Regions from separate parts of the Homo sapiens genome. Here region 2 is linked to region 1. A link is a loop called in an ENCODE intact Hi-C map of the cell type or tissue named here. Cell type or tissue: B cell. All regions are shown on one strand. Each heading gives the region's core, and the rest is flanking DNA. Links, peaks and the distances in the headings are about the cores only.

What was found. A loop is a pair of places that touch in the nucleus more often than their neighbours do. Peaks named below come from ENCODE experiments on the same cell type or tissue, not always from the same donor. Only the 100,000 strongest peaks of a DNase experiment are listed, where the experiment ranks them.
Region 2: it touches region 1 in a loop (27-fold over the local background); 5 of 110 quality-filtered maps call a loop at or near these places.

The regions. Positions count from the first base shown.
Region 1 is chr1:230,162,207-230,173,758 of GRCh38, reverse strand. All of the region lies in intron 1 of GALNT2 (polypeptide N-acetylgalactosaminyltransferase 2), which reads right to left. Among named protein-coding and RNA genes, the nearest start is that of GALNT2, 100 kb to the right of the region's middle. In B cell, for the core only: CTCF peaks have their summits at 5,992 (motif pointing right) and 6,191 (motif pointing right); DNase peaks (open chromatin) are centred at 3,838 and 6,198; H3K4me3 peaks cover 961 bases; H3K27ac peaks cover 1,676 bases.
Region 2 is chr1:229,967,797-229,979,348 of GRCh38, reverse strand. No RefSeq gene overlaps it. Among named protein-coding and RNA genes, the nearest start is that of LINC01736, 29 kb to the left of the region's middle. In B cell, for the core only: no CTCF peak of the experiment used is centred there; a DNase peak (open chromatin) is centred at 6,168; H3K27me3 peaks cover 883 bases.

The sequences.
Region 1 (11,552 bases), core at 2,237-10,236:
CTGAATGCAAATGTATGAAGAAGGCTCTTGCGCCCAGTAGCCACTGGTATCCTGGCTGTGCTACCAACAGATCTGTGTGTTTTCTCCCTTTTAAGGGGAAACTGATGCAGTGACAGACAGGTCCTCTTTTTAGTGACAAGTATAAACTACTGAGATTAGACAAGTCATGATGTGGTTTATGCTGGGTCAAAAGTTGCAGAGAATTCAAAGCCTGTGATCTTGTAAGCCCGCTTTGATTTCCCAGGATGCAGACCCATCTCTGCTTTGTTTCCACCACCCTCAAAGGAGGGATGTTGACAGTGAATGCAGAATGATTACCCCACAGACAGATGGTGCTTCAGGAAAGTGTAGACAAGGGAGGGCTCAGCAGCTCTGACCAAATACTGCATTCCATCAGGGAAGTTTAACCAGAGGTCTAGGATGCCCTGCCAACCAAATGAGAAACATGGGACAGGAGAACGCTGCTGCCCTGCCTGGCATCACCCCTTGGTCTAGAGTATTGGATGCATCCACACGCAGCCTCTGGAAAGACCTAGATGCCCTAAAGTACAGCGCTGTGGTCTTCGCTCCCTTTGTAAATGGCATCTGGGCCAGAGAAAGAGAACTCTAAGTCTTCTCCTACTTACTAACTTACCCCAGATGGTAGTGATTATTGTTATTAGACATTTTAATCTGGTTCAAAATTATGTATCCTAAAACCTCAAAATATGTATCTCCCAAATTGTTCTTACAAATGCACACAACAGAGGCACAAATGGAATTAAACCAGGGCCATGAGTGTAATCAGACGGGAATCCATGGCTGAGCGACGTCTACTTACCTGCCATAATCAGAGAGCACAGCAGCTCAAATTCATCCTATCTCTAAGTACATAAAATAGCAATGACATCTAAATACTATGACACTATTTTCAGAAGCAGTAAACCCAATAGGTGAGTTTATTAAATAGTTATGGAAACTAATTAAGTGTAAATATAGGTTTCGTTGTTAATAGAATATTCCCAGTATAATCTGTCTCTGATCCAAATAAGAAAAAAATAAGAAGTGTTCTTGGCTCAGTTGCCAAAGGCAAGTGGTCAGGGGAGTGGAGGAGGAAAGGCGCCGTGGGGATGAGGAGGTACAGTGGCTGGAAGATGAGCAAGCCCCTTAGGCACTATTGATCGAATCTATGCGTGCAGGGCACTGTGCAGTCCAACCATTCGTTTCCCAGAGGATTGGCAAAAAGGATCCAGAAGGGCTACCTGACTTATCAACTGCTGCAAAACTCAGTAGCTTAAAACAATAAATGTTTATTACCTCACACAGTGTCTGAGGGTCAGGAATCTGAATGGTTCTGGCCCACGATTTCTAATGGGGCTGCAAAGATTTCGGCCAGGGCTGCTGTTCTCTGAAGGTTTGCCTAGGGCTGGGGTCTGCTTCCAAGATGGGTAACTCACGTGGCCAGGAGGCCCCAGTTCCTCACTGGGGCCCATCCAGTAGGGCTGCTTAAGTGTCCTCCCAAGAGGCGGCTGGCTTCCCCAGTGAATATGAGGAAGAGGGCACATACAAGAGCAAGGGAAACACGGTGATGCCTTTTATGGCCTAGTCTTGGAAATCACTCACTGTTGCCCTGTCACAGTCTGTTCATAAGAAATAATGAACCATGTCACCATGTCCAGCTCACGTGAAATCGGGTTTGGTGGAGCTGAGACTAGCCTCCAGTTTTGAGAGGAGGATAATAAAAAAAATTGGTTAATATTTAGAATATTCTAAAACCACTACATTTATCAATGCCATAAGGCTTGCTAGTGGCAGAGACTGCTGCACCCAGCCAGTCATTTGTGTGGGACAGGGGTGGGGGGCAGGGGCTGTGAGGTGTTGGAAGCCCAAGAATTGAGTCACAAAAGCAGCAAAAATGTGGCTTCATCTCACGCTGATGTCTTACCCATGTCCAATATAAATACAATTACCACCTCTGGTAACATTTTTGAATTATGAAACACCACTAAAATAAACATGCTTACATACATAAAACTAGATAATAACAAAGAATAAATGTTATGTATATTGCTAAATCATCCAAAGCTGCTTCCATATAATTTAAATGGCGAACATCATATTTGTTAACGGAGACATAAAAATATTACTGCGGGAGAAAACAGAAAATAAATGGGCTGTTTTTAATCTCTGCTTGCTGAAATATATGTTGTCACTGTTAAATTATTTCAGCTGACTAGAACATATGGTCAGAGGCAGATTAAATTACCGAAAATACCATCTGAATGACTACTTGATTCCCTTCTAATCAGTTGTCTAGTTTTCACTGTTATTTGATGACTTTTCAGTAATTACCACTACAGCCAATCCACACAGCAACCCTCAAGTTTTGGGGAAAAAAACAGGTTGCCAGAAATTTTTAAATGATGTAATAATTTATATTTCACAGCCCATTTCTCAAAAGGTAAGACTAAGCTAAGCTGCAAAGCTAAGACATTACAAACTAACTAAAATACTGTTCACTCGAAAGCAAATTTTTACAGAGTAGACTTAGTTTCCCGCTAAAGACCAAGACCTCCCCTGATCAAGCATTTTCCCTATAAAGTGACCCATGGGAGAAGCAGAAGGACTTATTTCTAATTCTTCAAGGTTGGCGTTCCACCAGGGTAGTGTAGAGGAATAATCTTCAGGTCTTCTCACAAGAAGGCAAAAAAACTTACTTTCCAAATAGGCTGTGTGACCTATTAATAAACTCACAAATTTAATTTTAACTCACTGGGAAAGGGTCCTGAAAAAAGAACACCAGAGTTAACTAGGTGATTTCATCTGGATAGCTGTCTCCTCCAAATCTGATGTTGAAATGTGATCCCCAATGTTGGAGGTGAGGCCTGGTGGGGGTGTTTGCGTCATGGGGGTGGATCCCTCATGCATGGCTTTGTGCTCTCCCCATGGTAAAGGAAAGAGTTCACACAGATTTGATTGTTTAAAAGAACCTGGCACCTCCTCCCCTCTCTCTCTTGCTCACTCTCTTGCCATGTGACACACCTGCTCCCCTTCACCTTCTACCATGATGAAAAGTTTCCTGAAGTCCTCACCAGAAGCAGATTCTGTTGCCATGTTTCTTGTACAGCCTACAGAACCGTGAGCCAAATAAACCTTTTTTCTTTCTAAATTACCCAGTCTCAGGTATTCCTTTATAGCAATGTAAAACAAACCAATATACTAGGCTAGTAAGATCACTCTGAACCATGGCAAAAGTTCTCTTAAAACCAGAAGCCTGTACTGTGTAAAACACTGGTATCTATGCATTTATAAAAGAGATCAGTTTTTGCTTCTTAATAAAAATCCCCATTGAAAGCAAGAACAGTTTGGTTTACAAGAAAGAGTGGTATCTTTCCTCCTACTCATCATTAGAATAGAAAGGGAACGTAATATACCCTAGAGACCAGAGACAGGCTTCATTCAGTCTCTCAAATATTTCTGAAGCATGTTTTGTGCCCCATGTAGCAGAAGTAGCCATGGGCCCTCCTAGTTTCATCACCTAGGGAGAACAGGTAAAATATAGGTAGAGAAGTAAGATCAGCCTACTGCAAGCTTTGAAAGCTCCAGCCCAACAGCTCCCAAAACCTCTACTTAGGCAAGAATCAAAAGATATGAAAGGTTTAAGAATGAAGACCTGGGTAGAGTACAGAGTGAGGAACAAGACAGAAAGGCCAAGTTTTGGATTTCCCAAGGCCTGTTCCTGCCCTGGCCAATATAATTACAACTTTAGGGAATGGGACCCAGCCTTGGGGGTTTTTCTAGAAGCTCCCAGGCAGTTCTCAGTGTTCAGAACCACTGGCTTCATCCATGCATTTCCAGTTTCACTTTCACTGCTCCAACTTAGTTTATGAAACTCAATGCTGCGAAAATGAGAGGAGGGCAAATTTCTATTTTGGATTCAAAGTCACAAACTGCTTTATACATACTCCACTTGCTCACAAATAAAAAATATGTTATGATAAAGGTCAGCACTTCACTTATTTTACTGTGTAACCTCAGAGAAAAACACACTGGTGGGGAATAACGTGGGGCTGCTCAACATTTGAGAACTGTAACAATGACTTGTGCTGAAGTCGTGAACTACAATCGCATAATTATTAATTCTCAACCATTTAACTTCTCTAACAGGCAGAAAGCCTGGTGAATCATCCTGCACATTGATTCCACGCACAGTCGGTCAATTGTCTTCATTTAACAAAAATCCTCCTATTTAAATCCCTATAGCTACGCACAGATGAAATGGCCATCGGTGACCCAGCCAGTTGAGTCTAGAACCTCTGGGCATAGAAAATGCAACTAGGAATAGTTTGCAAATGCACTGGCATATCCAGTAAATCCTGGTCTATCTCTATGACCTTAGGCAACTCAGGCTGCTTCTCTGAGCCTCAGTTTCCCAAGATATAACATGAAAATGTAAGAACCACTCTATCCCATCCCCTTTGAACTATAAGGCATGACACAAGTTAGACATTAAGTCCCATCATTAAGAACATTAAACTTGCCTTCTTCCAATCTGGGGGTCCAGCCTTTACTCCTCTTCCAGTTACTATTCAGGGGTACTAAACTTCCCTTTCTCTCCATAATTAACTCATTCAACAACTTGTTTACAAATTTATGCATATTTTACTTCTGTGGTCTTCCTCTCCCAAACCCATAACTCTCATCTAATCATGAGAAAAAACATCAAACAAACCCCAGACGAGGAATATTCTAAAAAATCCCTGACCAAGCCTCCTCAAAACCGTCAAGGTCATAACAAAAAAGGAAAGTCTAAAAAAATGTCACAGTAAGAAGACATAATCACTAACTGGAATGTGGTATTCTGGATAACATATTAAAACAGAAAAAGAACACAAGGGGATGTTGTAAAAAATCTGAATAAAGAGAGAACTTTAGTTAATAACATATCAATACTGGTTCTTTACAATAAATGAATCATACTGATGTAAGATTTTAATAACAGGGAAACTTGGTATGATATATATAGGAACTTTCTGCACAATGTTCCCCATGTTTCTGTAAGTCTAAAACTGTTCTAGAAAAAAATAAAATTGTAAAAAATTACAAAAATGTGCGCATAATCCTATTTACCTAAAGGGAAAGCAACTACACTGAAAACTCCTGGGCCAACATCCGTCAATCATGTATTTCCTGGGTGCCTGTTCATTTTTAATGGAAATTTTAAGCCCTCTTGCCTCCCTCTTCGTTCAAGAAAACTCAGGTACAAATCTCTTGATAAATGCTCGAAAGCCAATCTTCCAATGAGAATAATCAGCTCAGCTCCGGGGACAGGAGGGGCAAGGCCTCAGAGGAATCTATTCCACGCCACCATCCTCTCTTCAAGAGCTGCCAGACCATCCTAAACGTTTTAGCCCAGAGAAAGCGAGCACAAGGGATGCCACTCGCATGCAGCTTTTCCTCATTCCTAGGTCTAAGTAAGAGTTTATGAAGCAGGTCAGCTCTTAGCTCCTGGTGATAACTTCCCATTCCTGAAGGCAAGAACAGCAGGTCCTTTAAGAGATGATATATAATTCTAGCCCTAAGTTAGCTGAGCGCCCGACACTTTAAGGAGTCTTTTATGGCTCCATTTTCTAACACTTGCTCCGAGTCCACCGCCTCCCCAGTCAGGGGGTGGCACACAAAGCCCTCTCTCAACTGCAGCTCACTTCTTGTTCTGGGTTTCCCAACCACAGCTGAAGCAGGTTCTTTTACTTTAGAAAAATGAAGAATTTCTGCACACTGGACTAGAAAATGTCTCTTTACAAAAAAAAGGGGGGGGTATTTTAGAAAATTATTTCCCATGTGATTTATGTAAAAATCAATTGCATTTTAAAAATTTAAAAATAATCATTGCCAATAGGTAAGAAAAAAAGGTGGGAGGAGAGAGGTGAAGCCCTCAGGCAGCACTTGGTGATGAGCGGGGCCCAAGGGCCACAGTGGAGCAGCCGCAGGGAGGCCAGCAGGAGGCAGCCTCGTCAGCCGGCCAGGCTGCAGCCCTGCACATTTCACACCCGTGCTGCTCCACCGCCCCTTCCTCCCATCACCACGGCGCTCCTCCACGCTCGGCAGTTCCCTGACCTCCATGTCAATATCCCCGCAAGGCTGCTTTCCTCCCCACTTCACCTCAGCCCACAAGCAGGTCTCACAGAACTAAAGTGCAATGCTCCTTGTCACCAGTAGGTGCCACCATCTCCCATGACCACCTGGTTAAATCCTTCCCATGAGGGCCTAACTTCCATACAACTGGTTCCTTCCTAGGCCTGCTCTGTAACCACTGAGTCAGAACTGGCTCCATGCTGGGAGTGGTGGCTCACGACTGTAATCCTAGCACTTTGGGAGGCCAAGGTGGGAGGACAACTTGAGCCCAGGAGCTCAAGACCAGCCTGGGCAACGTGGTGAGACCCTGCTTCTACAAAAAATTTTAAAAATTAGCCAGGTGTGGGGATGCACAGCTGTAGTCCCAGCTACTTGGGAGGCTGAGGCAGGAGAATCACCTGAGCCCAGGAGTTTGAGGCTGCAGTGAGCCAGGATCGCATCATCGCACTCCAGCCTGGGCAACAGAGTAAGAGACCCTCTGTCACCCCCCACCACCAAAAAAATAAAACACTTGACTCTGTTTTGAAGAGCATCTCCAAGAAAAAAAAAAAAGAGTCTCAGAATGATATGCAAAGAGCCCCAAGAGGGCTGAGGGTTACAAACGAAATGGAAAATTTGTAATTAAGCTTCTCCCCTGACTTATCTCATCACAAATCATTACAGAGTTGGAAATTCTTGGCAGTACAGCCCAGGTACAGCCAACCCAAGTGTGAGTGAGAGGGACTAATGTTTATTCAACATCCACCCCAGGCCTAGCACTAGCATGTTCTCTCTTTTACTCCTCATGACTCCCCCACTACAGCAATTCTCCCCCATTCTGAGGTTCTCTGTACAGCAATTACCCCTTATCTTCAAAGGGAGAAACCTCAAACTTCAGTTGACTTCTCTTTGGGTACCATTAGAATTAGATCTGGATTTTGGGAAAAGGGAAGAAAGCAAGGAAGTTGGGGGAAAGGAGAGGCTTTCCCAAGCTGCCCTGGGAGACAGCAGATGGCAGAGACCAGCACATCACACCCACTGGTCACAGCAAGAAGGCAGAGACAAGACATGTCCGCGTGCTCACTGAATCCCCGGAGTCCACTGTCCTGCTGCCATCTCTCCATGGCAAGGCCAAGGCTGTGCAGCCTCAGGACTGATAAAGCAGGCATTTGAAAAAGGCCTGACAAATCCTTTCAAAGTTGGTAAAATGATATGACCCACGTGGGATATTTAGAAAGATGGTGAAAGTAGCTAGAGATGAGAAACACCGTGTGAGGCACACCATGCAAAATGTGTGCTATCTGCACCCAAGAAAAAGAAACTCATGAGTGACGCTGCGGGGAGGAGTGCCTGAAAAAGTTCCTAACAAACAAGAAATACATAGGGACTGTATGTTTCTTTTTATTCATTTAAAATGTACATTTTCTCATTAACATTTTCTTTGCTCAAGGTTCAGCAGCTATTAGCTGTGTGACTATTACCCCAAAACCCTATAAGGATTGTCTTAATCTATTTTTTTCAAAAGGTCTTTTTTTTTTATTAATTACAAATTGTTCTTTCACAAAGGATTTGTGCAGAGGACACTGTCATGGCTTATTAGACCACTTTAAAGACAGGTAAACACAGGGGTTAAGGCGGTTCATACAGTCCCATCAAAGCCCAGACTCCATGTCAACCTGATCCAAAACAGTGGTCTTTCCACAGTTGCAAGCTCTTTTCTTAAAAGGTTATTTCAATCAGATCACAGTAGCTGAGTGGAGCACATTCACATCATGCCTAATATGAGTGACCTACAGCAGGACTCCATACAGAAACCTCCAGCCCTGTGGGGCATCTATCAGCCCTCTCCAGGGGCTCTGGCTACTCCGAGGGCCTCCCTCCCTCTCGAGTGCTGCCCTGGGACAGGTTGACCAGTGCCACCCAGGGACAAGCTGTGAGATCCCCTACCTCTGGCGCCACTTATTTGTAAGTCCATTCTCTGCCTTCAACAGCTGGGACATTCTCCATACTATCTCAATACTTGGCATCACAACCAGGCTGCAGATGTCTCACTACCTTATTTTAAAAGCAAAAGGACACAGTGTAAATTAAACCTTATCGGAAAGCAACTTGGCTTGGCATCCAACATCAAGAACTAGAAAGCGACTGAAAATCTTTAAGCCAAGAAATCTCACTTCTGTAAATTTATCCCAGTGAACTAACCTAAAATAAGGAATAAATCTTATGCACAAATACTGCAGCATTATTTATAAGAGAAAAAACAGAAGAAACTTAGAACATTCACCAATACAACGTTAATTTCTGTTAACAGCCCCTTCAAAGAATACTATGCGCCCATTAAAATTATAAAGATCACAGAGCCACATGCAAAATGCTTACGTTAAATGAAAAAGCAGGAGACAAAGTTTTATGTACACAATGAAACAACTATATAAAAATCTGTATCCATATGGATTAGCCTGGAATGAAAGGCACTGGAATAAAAATGATTGTGTTAAGAGTGGAGAATGATGAGTGTTGGCTCTCCTTCTCAGACTTTCACATGTTCTTTAATTATCTTCATGAATTGTTGAATAGTTTTAAAAATTTAGCCCAGATATGTTAAAGTTGGAACTTCGACCTTATGCAGTATTTCACATCATTAAGGGATCTTATCTGGCCAGTGGTTCCAAATGCTGCCCAAAGCCACTACAGGAACCTATGGGGCAGGGGACACAAAAGCTGTTTCTAGAAACAGGTGTGAGCTGACCTCTGCTTTTAAGGTTTGGGGTCCAGGCACTACTGTAGAATCTCAGGTAGCCTCCCTTCTCCCTTGGAATTAGAAAGAGGGCTGAGAGGCCAGGCGTGCTGGCTCACACCTGTAATCCCAGCACTTTGGTAGGCCTAGGCAGGTGGATCACAAGGTCAGGAGATCGAGACCATCCTGGCTAGCATGGTGAAACCTCTCTACTAAAACTACAAAAAATTAGCCAGGCGTGGTGGCGGGCGCCTGTAGTCCCAGCTACTCAGGAGGCTGAGGGAGAAGAATCGCTTGAACCTGGGAGGCAGAGGTTACAGTGAGCCGAGATCGCACCACTGGACTCCAGCCTGGGCGACAGAGTGACTCCGTCTAAAAAAAAAAAAAAGAAAAAGGGCCCAGAGACCGTGCTGTCCTGGGCAAGAAAGAGATCACATGATCGGATGCAGTCCGCCAAGCCTGCTGAGAGGCTCATCTCCTCTATGTACATCACTTTCCCTACTGAATCTTTGCTTTCTCCAAGAAACGGGTCAAACACCAAAGTGATCTTGTGCGCTTATCACCGCTGTTAGCAGTAAATGTGTACAGGGAACTCGGGTGCTGACAGTGCATGTACGGGCAATCACACACACAAGGAGAGAAAGCAAAGCACCGGCCTCTACTGGGTACTTCCCCATGGGCCCGACGGCCCTTCTGCCCCCAACCCAGAACATGGAAATAACAGCAACAGTGATGCCACCCTCACAGAACTGGCATTTACCAGGGATTTTCCAAGTGCCAGGCATTGTAGAGGAGCTACACGTGTGCGATTGCAGTTACGTATGTGTTCTTCACAGTATCTTTGAGGTATGGTATTTAATACCCCTTTTATTAAAAAAAAGATGACAAAACTGAGACCCTCCCAAAAAAAACAAAGTCAAGAGCACACAGCTAACAGGCAGTGTATCCAGTGTCACATCAGGCTGTGACTGGCCCAGAGTCCAGGCTCCATCCACCACCCCCGGCCAGTTCTGGGACAGACAGACTGACCCCGTGTCCATGTGGTTGGGAAAGCTAAATCCAATAAGCTCACTGACACCAAGTGACTGGCACAGGCCTGGCCCACAGCAGCCAAGACAGTCAGTGGGGACTGTCCCTCTTTCCTCTTAGCTTCCCTGGTCCAACTTCAGAAAACAGTAATTTTACCAAGATCTACTTTTAAAGGTTGCTTCTCCTTTCCACACACTTCGTCTCATTTGATCCTGATGGGAAAGCTGAAAAGACAGTGAGCTGCTGTGAGCAGCTCGGGCTTCGAAGGCAAATTCAAATTCCTGCTCTGGAGCTCGTAGCAATAGGAACCATGTTTTCTATCCACTGTGATGTGGAGGAATTAAATAAAAGGACATACATGATGATGCTAGCAGTGTCTGACACACAGAAGGCTCTCAACAAAAACTGAGCCCAGAGCCACACAACCGCCTGAGAAGTTACACCACACCTCCCTCATACAGCTGGAAACGCTAAAGCATGAGAGATCGCCGGAGTGACCTCATCCCATGCTCTCTGATGAGCAACAGCACTGGGAACAGTCACTGCTCATCTTTCCACTGCACCTCAGCCCCACGGAGTCCATGGAATTCAGGAGTGGCCAGTGGCCCACAAGATGTGCGCACTCCATGGAACTTGTTCCAAGTGGGGCCTGGATCTCACCTCACTGCACATGAAGGTTGGGGGATTTAACAATTCCTTTGACAAAAGTTTGTTGTTGTTGTTGTTGTTGTTGTTTTAATGCGGAGTTTCAAAGAACATGTTTAGCTGATTCTTATCTTTCTGTAAGCCAAAGATTCACGTGTCCACTGACTTAGAAATGCAGGGGTCAAGGAGAACTTTCCCCATCACCCTCTGAAGGTTCACTGAAAACTCAACTCGAAAAAGTCAGATTAATTAGAGAAAAGGCATACACATTGATTTAATGTGTACACACAGGAGCCATCAGAATGAAGACCCAAAGTTACAGGGGAAATTGTCCATTCTCATGCTTAAGTTCAACACAGTATGGACAGTCATGTGGAAATGTGACTGGACAAAAATGGTAGGTTCCAATGCCAACAGACCGAGTGGGGAAGCCCAGCAAGGCCTGTCCATCTAGATTCTTCTCAGCCTCTCTGAGCAGCATTCCTTCATTCTGGGTTGGGGCAAGACCCTCTCTGGAATGGAGTGGAGGGGTGGGTCTTATGACCTACAGTCAAACAGTTAAGTCACATACTGTTTTTATAAACAGTATTTACATAGCAAGGCAGAGGGAAAGTTAGAGCTGCATTTTCAGGGTTGATGGCTGGCTTTGGGGAAAGCAAGTTCTGGTTCCTAGGACCTGTTTTAGGGAAGAGGGATTCTAGCTTCTATGGAGGGAATCTAGCTTCTAAGGGCAGCCTTGGGGAGAAGGAGACTGGCAGCTGGAGGGCAGGAGAAAGTGAAAAACTTTTGCTTCTGAGGCCTTCATTTTGGGATATTGTTTTCTGAACCCTAAGGGAAACTAGAAAGAACTATATTTAGAATTCTAAAACTTTATAAATTATTCATCCATCTTAGTAGCATCACCCGGAATGCTAAATTCTCAGAGGATGAGAAAGAGTGTATGGAAAATGTGTGGAATATGGTAGGTGATCAGATACAGGAGCTTCATCCTAACACCCTGAAGAACCCGGCATGTGTTGGACCAGATGAATTAAGTGCTGGGAGACTT
Region 2 (11,552 bases), core at 1,994-9,993, 190 kb after region 1:
ATATTTGATGAAAAAACTGGCCTTTCTCCATTGTGTTGCCTTTGCTTATTTGTCAAAAATCAGTTGACTAGATTGGTGTGAGTTTAGTTTTGGCATCTGTATTCTATCCCACTGATGTTTTTTGGGTCAATTCTTTTGCCAATAACACACTGTCTTGATTATAGTAGAATTAGAATTAGTAGAAGTAGCAGTAGTAATAAAAGTCAGGCTGTGTCAGTTTTCTGATTTTATTCTTCTCCTTCAATATTGTGTTGGCTTTTCCTGGTCTTTTGCCTCTCCATATAAACTTTAGAATCAGTTTGTTCATACTCACAAAGCAATTTCCTTAGATTTTTGACTAGGATTGCATTGAATCTATAGATCAAATTGAGAAGAACTGATATCTTGATAATATTGAGTCTTCTTATCCACACACATAGAATATCTCTCCATTTAGTTACATCTTCTTGGGTTTCTTTCATTGGTGTTTTATACTTTTCCTCATATAGATCTTGTAATATTTTGTTACATTTATACCTATTTCATTTTTTATGCTAATGTAAATGGCATTGTGCTTTTAATTTCAAATTCTAATTGTTCATCGCTGGTACATAAGAAAGCAATAGACTTTTGTATATTAATCTTGTGTCTGGAACATTGTTATAACTACTTACTAGTTTCAGGAGGTTTTCTTGTTGGTTCTTTGGGATTTTCTACATAGACAATTATGTTATTTATAAACATAAGTAATTTTCTTTTTTCACAACCAGTATACATTTTATTTTCTTGTTTTATTGCATTAGCTAAGACTTCCAGTATATTGTTGAATAGGAGTGGGAAGAGTGAATGAACATTCTTGCCTAGTTCCTAATGTTAGTGGGAGAGCATTTAGTTTCCCACCATTAAGTATGATGTCAGCTATGGATTTTTTGTAAATATTATTTATCAAGTTGAGGAAGTTTCCTCTTTAATCTTAGTTTGCTGAGACGTTTTTGGTTTTTTTAAAAATCATGAATAGGTGTTGGATTTTGTCAAATGCTTTTTCTGCAACTATTGATGTGATCATATGATTTTTTTCTTTGGCTTGTTGTTATATGAATTATACTGCATTGAATAGATTATATTGATTTTCAAATGTTTAACCAGGCCTGGAATAAATCCCATTTGGTTGTGGTGTATAATTCTTTTCATGTATTGTTGCATTTGATTTGCTAATTTTTTTTGAAGACTTTTGCATCTATTTTCATGAGAGATATTGCTTTGCAGTTTTCCATTGTTATAATGTCTTTGTCTGGTTTGGTATTTGAGTAAAGCTGGTACCAGCATGACAAGATGCTCAACATTGTTAGTCATTAAGGAAATGCAAATTAAAACTCATTGAGATACCACCACACAGCTTTTAGAATGGTTAACACAACCAACAACAAGACAATATTAAGTGTTGGAGAGGATTTGGAGCAACTGGAACTCCCATTCACTGCTGGTGGGAGTGGATAATGATACAGCCACTTTGGAAAAGTTTTTGGCAGTTTCTTTTAAAATTAAACCTACATTTACCAAATGTAAAAACCTACACTAAATGTTTATTGTTTATTCATTTTCAAAACTAGAAACAACAGAAATGTTCCTCAATGGATGAACAAACTGCAGTCCATTTATACAATGGAATACCACACAGCAATAAAAAGAACAAACTATTGATACATTGGAGAATGTGGGTGAATCTCAACACATTATGCTAAATGAGGAAAGCCAGACTCAAAAGACTATATACTGTGTGATTCCATTTACAGGATGTTCTGATGTTCTGGAAAAAGAAAAACTACAGGGGAAGAAACAGATCATTGGTTGCCTGGGGTTGGGATGGGGCAGAGAACTGATCACAGTGGGATATGACGGTATCTTATGGGGTGAGGGAACAATGCTATGTCTTGATTATACATGTAATGGTTACATGACTACAGGCATTTGTCACAAAACCTACAGAACTGTACTCTAAAACAAGCAAATTTCTCCTCACATAAATTATAGCTTAATAAAAACATAGTAAAAGTCTCAAAAGTTAAAAAATCACATCTTTGCAGAGCTATAATCAGAATGAATACTATATACATTGGCCTGCTTTTTTTGTTTACAGTATTACACCAAAGAGTTCTTACTAGCGTTTGCTGTAGCATTTAAAAGCACCTTATATTCCAGGAAAGATAGTCATTCTCTGGCATCTATATGTATCTATATATACTGCATCTATATCAATCACACACTTGAAACCAAAATTAGAATGGATCATCCGCTTCCCCCTAAAAGATCAGCAGGACTAATTTCAGTGTTTATTGCATGCTATTTTCCTACTTCCCTCTGTCACCACCAGAAGTAACCTGACTTCCAGGTCAGCCCCAATCAATCAGACTCTCCCCTGCTTGGTATCAGTTAGGAATTGTGTCCAGACACTAGTAATAGAGACCAGACTACAGTAGTTAAACAACTAATGCTTTATTCTCCCATATAAAACAGTTCAGAGACCACAATGTCATCAGGGACTCAGGCTATTTTAATATTTGTACAAGTGTTTTTTTTTTTAATATATGGGAATTATTTTGTAGAACAGAAACTCAGAACTCAGTCAAAAGTGTGCATATTTTTGTATACTCTTGATTTGTACTGATAAATTGCTTTTCCAGTGAGATGTACCAATTCACAATACTGCTAACCATATGTCAGAGCACCCAGTTTATTACCAAATCTGTGTTGGAAATATTCTGCCTTTGGATTCGTAAAAAGAGGCTCAGGTGGATTAAGTGGGCAACCTACGTGTGGTAGGTGAACGATAATCTCCAGACTCCAAACTCCAGGTGCTCTTTTGCTGATAAATTTGGGAAAATTATATTGTTGCTGAGTTCCTCTTTCCCTGTGTCCCTATCTCTTGTCTGTTCCCCTTTCTTTCTTCTTTCCTTCCTTCTTCAGCTCTTTGTTGATATCCCACAATGAGCCAGGCACTGAATCTATTCCATCATAACCCCTCGTTTTCAGGGCAGAGCATTTTGAGAGTCTTCTGAAACACTTTCTTTTCTTGCCCTCTGGGTCATCAATCTCTCCTCCTACAGTGTGGAATCCCTGCTTGGGGCTGGAGAATGGGTCTGAACAGGGGGTGGGCAGAGTCCTGTTGGTGAAGGGGAGACAATGTTAGGTACCTGCACAATATCTAGCCTCCTTCTTTCTTGATTTTATCAGGTACAAGACTTCATTGCCCAGCCTCCCTTGCAGCTAAGTGTGGCCCCATATGAGCTGAAAGTGGAACTTACTGAGTTGTTGGATGATACTTTTAGGAAATCTCGAAAGAGGACAGACAACTGGTGGAATATTCCTGTTCTTTGTTTCCTGCACATATGGGACGTGTCCAAATCTCAGTTCTCAAATACTTTCAGTTCCTAGGTCATCTCAATTATTCACAGGGCTTTAAATACCATCTATAAATTGGCCACTTAGAAATTTCTATCTCCAGCCCTGACTTCTCTCCAGACGCTCTGATTCCTATACACAAAGGCCACCTCAACATCTCCACGTGGATGACTAATAAATGGCTCAAACTTAACACATTTAAAACAAAGTTCTTAATTTCATGCCAGAATCGGATCTGCCCCCGTTGTTTCCTTTTTAGTAAATGGCACCATCGTTCACCCAAATGTTCAGGCCCAGATCCCGTGAGTCACTTTGACCCCTCTCTTTCCCTCACACCCCACATTCACACCAGCAGCAAAAATTACAGCTGTACCTTTAAATTACATATTGAATCTGATCATGTCTTACCACCTTCACATCTCCTTCCTGGTCCAGTCACCATTAGCTCTCATCTAGACCACAGAGTCAGCCTCTTCACTAGTCCCCTGTTTTCTACGCTTGTCCCCTACAGTAAAGTCTCCTCATGGTATCTAGAATGATCTTTTAAAAACCTAAGAGAATGTCATATTCTTGAGTTTCTTTAAACTCAAGTTTCTTTTGGCACTCAGAATGAATCAAATTCCTTTCAAGGTCCTCCGGTCCCTGCCTATCAGCCTGAACTTTCTTCTTCCCAGCCCCCCTTGCTTTGCTATGGTCCTTTTAGGCACATTCCAGCCACAGGGCCTTTGCACCTACTGTGCTGTCTGCACTGAATATGCTGTGTTCGGGTCTATGCGGAAATGTTGCCTCTCCAAAGACTTCCCTGACCACCATATCTGTCCATCACTGTCTGATAATGTATAGTGTACTTAGTGGTTTATTGGCTTTCTATTTTGGTAGAGTACAAGCTCCCGACTGTGCTGGTTTGCTCAATGCTGTGCTCCTTGGGCTCAACAAAGATTTGCTGAATGAATGAAATGAATAATTTAGATGCTGTTAGTTTTGATGCTATTTTATTTTCCACTAAATGCATGGATTGCTTCACTAATTTCTTCCCTGTTGTTTAACATTAAGTTGCCTCTATATTTTTAATATAAAAACACTTTAATGAACACAGCCAATACTCAAGTAGTTCAGTCTGGTTCTTAGGCTATAACAGCTTGGCAAAAGAAATTAGTTCAATTCAAGTACATGGATTATGTAATCTAAAGTGGAAACCAACAGAAATTCTGTATTTCTTTGCCCTGGGTTTCTGTTAGGTTATCCTTCTCCCTTACCCAATGATCCATCCTGACTTTATCCAACCAAAAACTCTCACCTTCAAGCCTTGATGAAAAGTTCTCTCTCTGTGTGTGAAGCTGTCTGACACCCTCCTGCTGGCAGGACCAATGGATCCCTCATCTTGAGTTCAGGTCACTCTCTTCTAGCATTTACCAGACTCCTGTGGGTGGAACTTCTTTCCTTTCTGCCTTCCCGGTGAGAATGAAGGTTCTTCAAGGTCAAAAGCTGTGTCTTATTCACCTTTTGTGTGTGTGTGTGTGCCAAGCACAGTGCCTAGCACATCATAGATGATTAATAGATATTTGTAGAGTCTGGGTGTGGTGACTCACACCTGTAATCCCAGCTCTTTGGGAGGCCAAAAGGTAGGAGAATCGCTTGAGGCCAGGAGTTCAAGACCAGCATGGGCAAAGTAGCAAGACCCCCACTCTAAAACAAACAAACAAACAAACAAACAAATATATGTTTGTAGAAATGTGGACTGAATTCTCTTCCCCCAAAATGGTTGGAAGAAACATTGGTGATATCTGTGCTAGGAATAAAAAATGGTGTATGACCACCACTACTCCTCTCCCGATAAAGAGAATATGGCAACAAACACCAGTGTTGTCAGGTCTTGAAGAAAAGTCTTCTGTGAAATTCCTTCCAATCACGCCTGCATTTCCCGCAGCCCTTCCCCACCCCATCCTGATACCTTCCTTGCAACACTTGGTTTATTTTTTCATCTTCTGCATTTTTTGAGATTTCTTTTGAATTTGTTTGCTTCTTTGGGGACACACTGTTGCAGGATATGAATAATTGAACACAACAAATTTGGATGATAAATTATGGATTACAGATGCTGAGTTATTTTGGAACTGTTGCTCTGTGTGTTGTAGCAAGGCACTGGAATATTAAAAATGTGTGTTTTAAATGATCTTGATGTTGCTTGTTGAAAAGACAAGCAAGAAAAACTATGAAAGCCTACAGCATCGGGAAAGATTGCTGTGCTTGGAGCTGGTGACTTTCCTGAGTCAGGTTCTGCAGCCCCTGGGAGATTGGTAGCGTGCTGGGCACTAGTAGCGTTCAGCCTGGGGAGTTCTGGAATAGCCAGCGCCAGCTAGGTCCTGATTGGGCACACATTCTTGTGCCCTTGGTTGGGAATTAGGGAGACAGAGATAAGACGTGAGGAGGAATTTGTGACTGTGCAGCCTTCCTGGGGTCTCCGGAAGGCAAAACTCAGTAAACACAGAGGCTTCCAAGCACCCATGTCCTCCTGCAGCGTGGAGTGAGGGAGCACTGAGGAGGTGGCCAGCCAATCCCTATGCAGTGGGATGGCGATTTCTTCCTTAGTGTGAACTGCCAGGAAGGAGTTGGTGCCTACTAGGAATGTGACAAACACACAGCTTAAGAGGTGTGGGGACTGCATGAGCACAGGAGAGGAAGACTACAGGCCCAGGGCACCCCGGCAAGGCTTGAAGTCTCAGAGGGGCCCTGCGGGCAGTTTGGGGAGTTTGTAGCATTGTCACCTGGAGGATTTGTGGGGCCAGGACAGCTGCCCCCTGCTGGAAGTGGGGGCTGAGAGCCTTTCCCAGGAGACCGCAGCAGCAGCAGCACCCTCTGGAAGCTCCTAGTCCTTGATGCTGGCCCTGGAGCAGGAGGACTGGGCAATTTCAGGGCTTGCCATCCTAGCCCCCTCTGCAATTCCAAAGTTAATCAATTTTGATTGCTCGGAGGAAGGTTGAGTTTGTTATTTATTCATTGGGACAGAAAAACAATTTCCTGTCTGAGGACACAGTAGGTTGCAGGCCCTGGCCTTTGGGTAGGGAACAGACTTCCTTCAAGGAGCTTTGCATGATCATTCAGGCCTCAAATTCTGAGTGGAGGATGTGGCCTGGAAAAGGCAGCGCTGTCTCAGCAATGGCTTCTGAGGCTGTGTGATAAGGGCCCGTGCTGGGTGCTGGCTGTAAGTTGTGTCACGCCCCTACCAAATAGGTGCTGCGGTAATAAAAATGTTTCATGTTCTTTCTCCTGTGGAGACTGGTGTGTTTTTGAAATACAAGCTAGTTGTTAGGCCTGAGCCCTCATGCTAGGAAGTCTCAAAGGGACTGATAGAAGGGGAGAGAAGTCTGACGTACAAGTGCTTGTCAGCCTTTCCAGGCTGTGGCAAGTTCTGGAACTAGCAGGCAGGTGATGAAGTGAGAGGAGGGTGTGTGTGTGAGTGTGTGTGTTTAGCATGCTGTGTGCATGTATGCATGCATGCACGGTATGTGTGTGCTCACATGTGTGGTATATGTGTATGGGTGTGGGTTGTATGCATTATGTATGTGTATGTGGTATGTATGTATATATGTGTGTGAATTGTGTATGTATGGGTGTGTAGGTGTGTGTAGATGTGTGCGGTGTGTGCATGCACGCACACAGGTAGTATGTGGGGTGCATGCACAGGGTACATATATATAATGTGTGCATAGAGTGTGTGCATGTATGTGTGTGTATGAGGTGTGTATGTATGTGGGTGGGGTGTATGTATATGCAGGTATGTGGGTTGTGCATATGTGTGGGGCATGTGTATGCATGTATATATGTAGTGTGGGGGGGTCCATGCATGTGTGTGTATATGCATGAGGTACATGTCTGTACTCATGGGGAGTATATGTATGTATGTGTATGAGGTGCCTGTGTGTATGTGGGTGGAGTGTATGTACATGTGAGTGGGATGTATGTATGTGGATGGGGTGTGTGTATGTTTGTGGGCTGTGTGTATGTACATGGTGGGGTGTGTGCGTGTATGCATATGTGGGGTTGTGAGGTGTGTGTATGCATGTGTGTGTGGTATATGTGTGCAGTGTGGGGGGAGTTAGCATGTATGAGTTATGTGTGGAGGGGGTGTGGCTGTATGTGTGTGAGGTGTGTGTGTATGCGTGTGTGTATGCGTGTGTGTGTGTGTGATTTGTATATTTGTGTGGGGGTCATGCGTGTGTTGTGTGTGGTATGGATGTAATGTGGGGGGCTGTGCATGCACATATGTGTGTCTGGTGTGTGTGTGTCCTAGGCCGACACAGAGCAGGGAGGGGCATTTTGTGGATGTCACTGAAGACACAGGAAGGGAGTCTGGGTTCTGGAGAAAGGGCCTCAGCATTTTATGAGCAAAAGTGTCTTGTCGTTTTCCCAGATCCTCAAGGTGGGAAATGCTGGCAGAAAGACCCAGGAGAGGAGGACGGGGAAAGCCGGTGCTGTTCCTGGAACGCCAGCCGGGAGCCAGGAGATGGCTTCTTCCCTCTAGACAAGAAAGAACTGGCGCGGGCCAGACCTAGGCAGCATTTGGGTGTGGGTGAAAGGCCTGGGCACCTGGGATTGGCCTCCGCTTGCACAGTGTGGGGGCTGCAGAACAGAATCAGGAAGATCCAGGGTGACGCCGGGAAGCAGGCAGGACTGCTCAGAAGGGCGGGAAGTCAGTGTGGGATTTAGACACTGGGGTACAGGGTGAGGTGCTCTGAATCAGGACCTGAACAGTCCCGCTGGCAAGGAGGCGAGTCCTTAGGGCTTTTACTAAGGCACCTGCAACACATCCGTGGAAGGAGAGAGAACCACCGAGACGTAGCACTCAGGGGACAGAGAAAACGGGCAATTGCCCTGGCTGGGAGCCTCCTCTCCTCCACTAGCCTGGCCAGACCCACCGTTAGATTCAGCCTCCTGATTTGGGGACCTCTAATCCAGACGCTTTGAGTGTGGTCTGTGGCCCCTGGAAGGACACTTTGTTGTTGATGAAGAGTGAATCACTGCATGAATGTTCTTCAAGTGGGTGCGGAGAGCTCACTCGGGGCTGTTTTGAAGAGTGTGGGAGGAAGAGAATGAAAGGCAAAGCTAGCGATTAGCACGCCTGGGAAAGGTATGCCAGAGCTCAGCCATTCTGCAATCAATCAATCTTTTTTTTTAAAAAAAGCCAACTTGATAGGAAGTGGAAATGACACAGAGTTCATGGTAAGAAGATCTCGGTTCATATTCAGGCCCCACTACCAGTTTGGTATGGGACGTTCAGCAAGTTCTTTAACCTCTCCGAACCACAGTTTTTTTCATTTGTACAGTGGAGATAAAGATCTGCCTCTCGTGGTGCTTTTAAAATTGTAGTAAAATACACATAACATAGAATTTACCATCCTAACCATTTTTAAGTGCACAATTCAGTAGTGTTAAGGACATTCTCAATGTTATGCGACCATCCATCCACAAAATTCTTTTTATCTTCCCAAACTGAAACCCTGTATCCATTCAGCAACATCTCCCCATCTCTCCCCTGCCCCAGCCCCTGGCAACCACTTCTTTCCGTCTCTAGAAATCGGACTCCTCTAGGAACCTCACCTAAATGAAATCGTACAGTATTTGCCCTTTTGTGACTGGCTTATTTCACTTAACGTAAGTGAAGTTTCATCCACGTTGGCCTGTGAGAGAACTTCCTCCTTTTTGAAAGTTAGATAATATTCGATTGTATGGACGATCCACCTTTTGTTTGTTCACTCATTTGTCCATGTACACTTGGGTTGCTTTTGCCTTTGGGTTATTGTGAATGATGCTATTATGAGCATGAGTGTGCAAATATCTCTTTGAGTCCCTGCTTTCAATTCTTTTGCGTGCATACCCAGAAGTAGAATGTCTGGATCATGTGGCGATTCTATTTTTAGTTTTTTAAGAAACTGCCATATTGTTTTAAGAGGATGCACCATCTATATTCCCACCAACAGCACACAAGGGTTCCAATTTCTCTACATCCTTACCAACACTAATTTTTGTTATTTTTTATTATTTTTTAAAATAGTACCTATTCTAATGAGTATGAGATAACATTATGGCTTTGATTTACATTGTCCTAATTATTAGTGATATTGAACATCTTTTTGTGTGCTTATTAACCATTTGTGTAACTTATTTGGAGAAATGTCAATTCAAGTCCTTTGCTCGTTTTTTAGTTGGATTATTTTTCTGTTGTTGTTGTGTTGTGGGAGTGTTTTGTATATTCTGGATATTAACCCCTTAACAGATATATGATTTGCAAATATTTTCTCCTATTCCATAGATTGTCTTTTTATTCTATTGATTGTGTGCTTTGATGCACAGAAGTTTTTAATTTGGTGTAGTCCAATTTATCTATTTTTACTATTGTTTCCTTTGGTTTGGTGTCGTATCCAAGAAATCATTGCCAGATCTCTTGAGGTATTTTTTTAAGATAAAATGAGATATGATATGTGTGAAATTCCTTGTAAATTATGAAGTAGTATAAAAATATTAGCTGTTATGTAAGTTCTTGAGTACGTGACATGCAGCCAAGCCCTGTAGGGATGCTTCAAAAATTACCAAAAACTTGTTAGTCAAGATGATAGATTGAAAACACACATATAATTTCATTCCCTCCATAAATCTGACTAAACAGACAATAGAGAGGTTTTTTTTTAAAAAAAAACAACAAGTTTATCTCTTTGTAACCTCCCTAAGGTATAATTTAAATTCAATCAAATGCACCCATTTTACAGACAAAGTTTGATGAGTTTTCATAAATTTGTATATTGATGTAACCACCATCACAATCAAGATATTACATAATTCCATTACCCAAGATGTCTCTTGACAGGCAATCCACTAACAACTCTGTTCCCGGGAAGCCACTAATCTGTGTTCTGTCATTATAGATTAGTTTTGTGCTTTCAATAATTTCATAAAAAAGGAAACATACAGTATAAAGTCTTTTGGCTCTAACTTTTGCTCAGTATAATATTTTGAGATTCACATAAGTTGTTGCATATATCAACAGTTTCTTCTTTTTTAATGCTGAACAGTATATCATACTATGGATAGATGACAATTTGTTTAATCCATTTACCTGTTGCTAGACACTTACATTGTCTCCAATTTTTTGGCTCTAAGAATAAGACTGCTATAAGCATTTATGTGCAAGTATTTATGTGAATATAAGTTTTCCTTCACCTAACTGGAATTGCTGGGTCATATGGTAAGTGTATGTATGACTTTCAAAGAAACAGCACAATTCTTTCCCAAACAGTTGTACCAGCAGTGAACAAGAATTCCAATTGCTTCACATCATCACTGACACTTGGTAAGTCTAGTCTCTTAAATTTCAGCCATTTTAGTGGGTGTGTAGTGATATATTATTGTGGTTTTAATTATCATTTCTCTGATGATTGATGACGTTGAACATTTTTCATGTGCTTATTTGCCACCTGTACATCCTCTTTTGTAAAATGTCTATTTATCTTTCGCCCATTGTTAAATTGGTTGTTTTGTTGTTTTGTCTTCTTCTTCTTATTATTACTTTTTGAGACAGAGTCTCACTCTGTCACCCAGGCTGGAGTGCAGTGGCACAATATTGGCTCACTGCAACCTCCAAGTCCCAGTTTCAGGTGATTCTCCTGCTTTAGTCTCCCGAGTAACTGGGACTGCAGACATGTGCCACCACACCTCGCTAATTTTGTATTTTGTATTCTGGTTTTTACTTTTTAAACTAAAATCATAGTATGATTATATCCATCATCATAATCAAAGTAATGAACATGTTTACCACCTTCCAATGTTTTCTCAGTCCAGATTTTAAGGCATCCTTCCTACTCTCTTTTGTGTTGATCCCAACACAATAATATTTGGATAAATATTTTCTTCAAGCTGATAAGTATTTTTTTCAGCTTGAAGAACTTCCTTTTACATTTGAACAGACCCTTTTACATTTCTTGTAGTGAGTCTGTTGGCAAAGAAATAGTGCAGATTTTGTTTATCATCTGAAAAATTTTGATTCCACCTGCACTTTTACAAGTTTTTTCTGAGAAGAGAATTCTATTTGACAATATTTTCCTTAATCACTCTACACATGTTTTCTCATTGTCTTCTGATTTGCACAATTTTTGACAAAAATGTCTGTAGTCATTCTTACC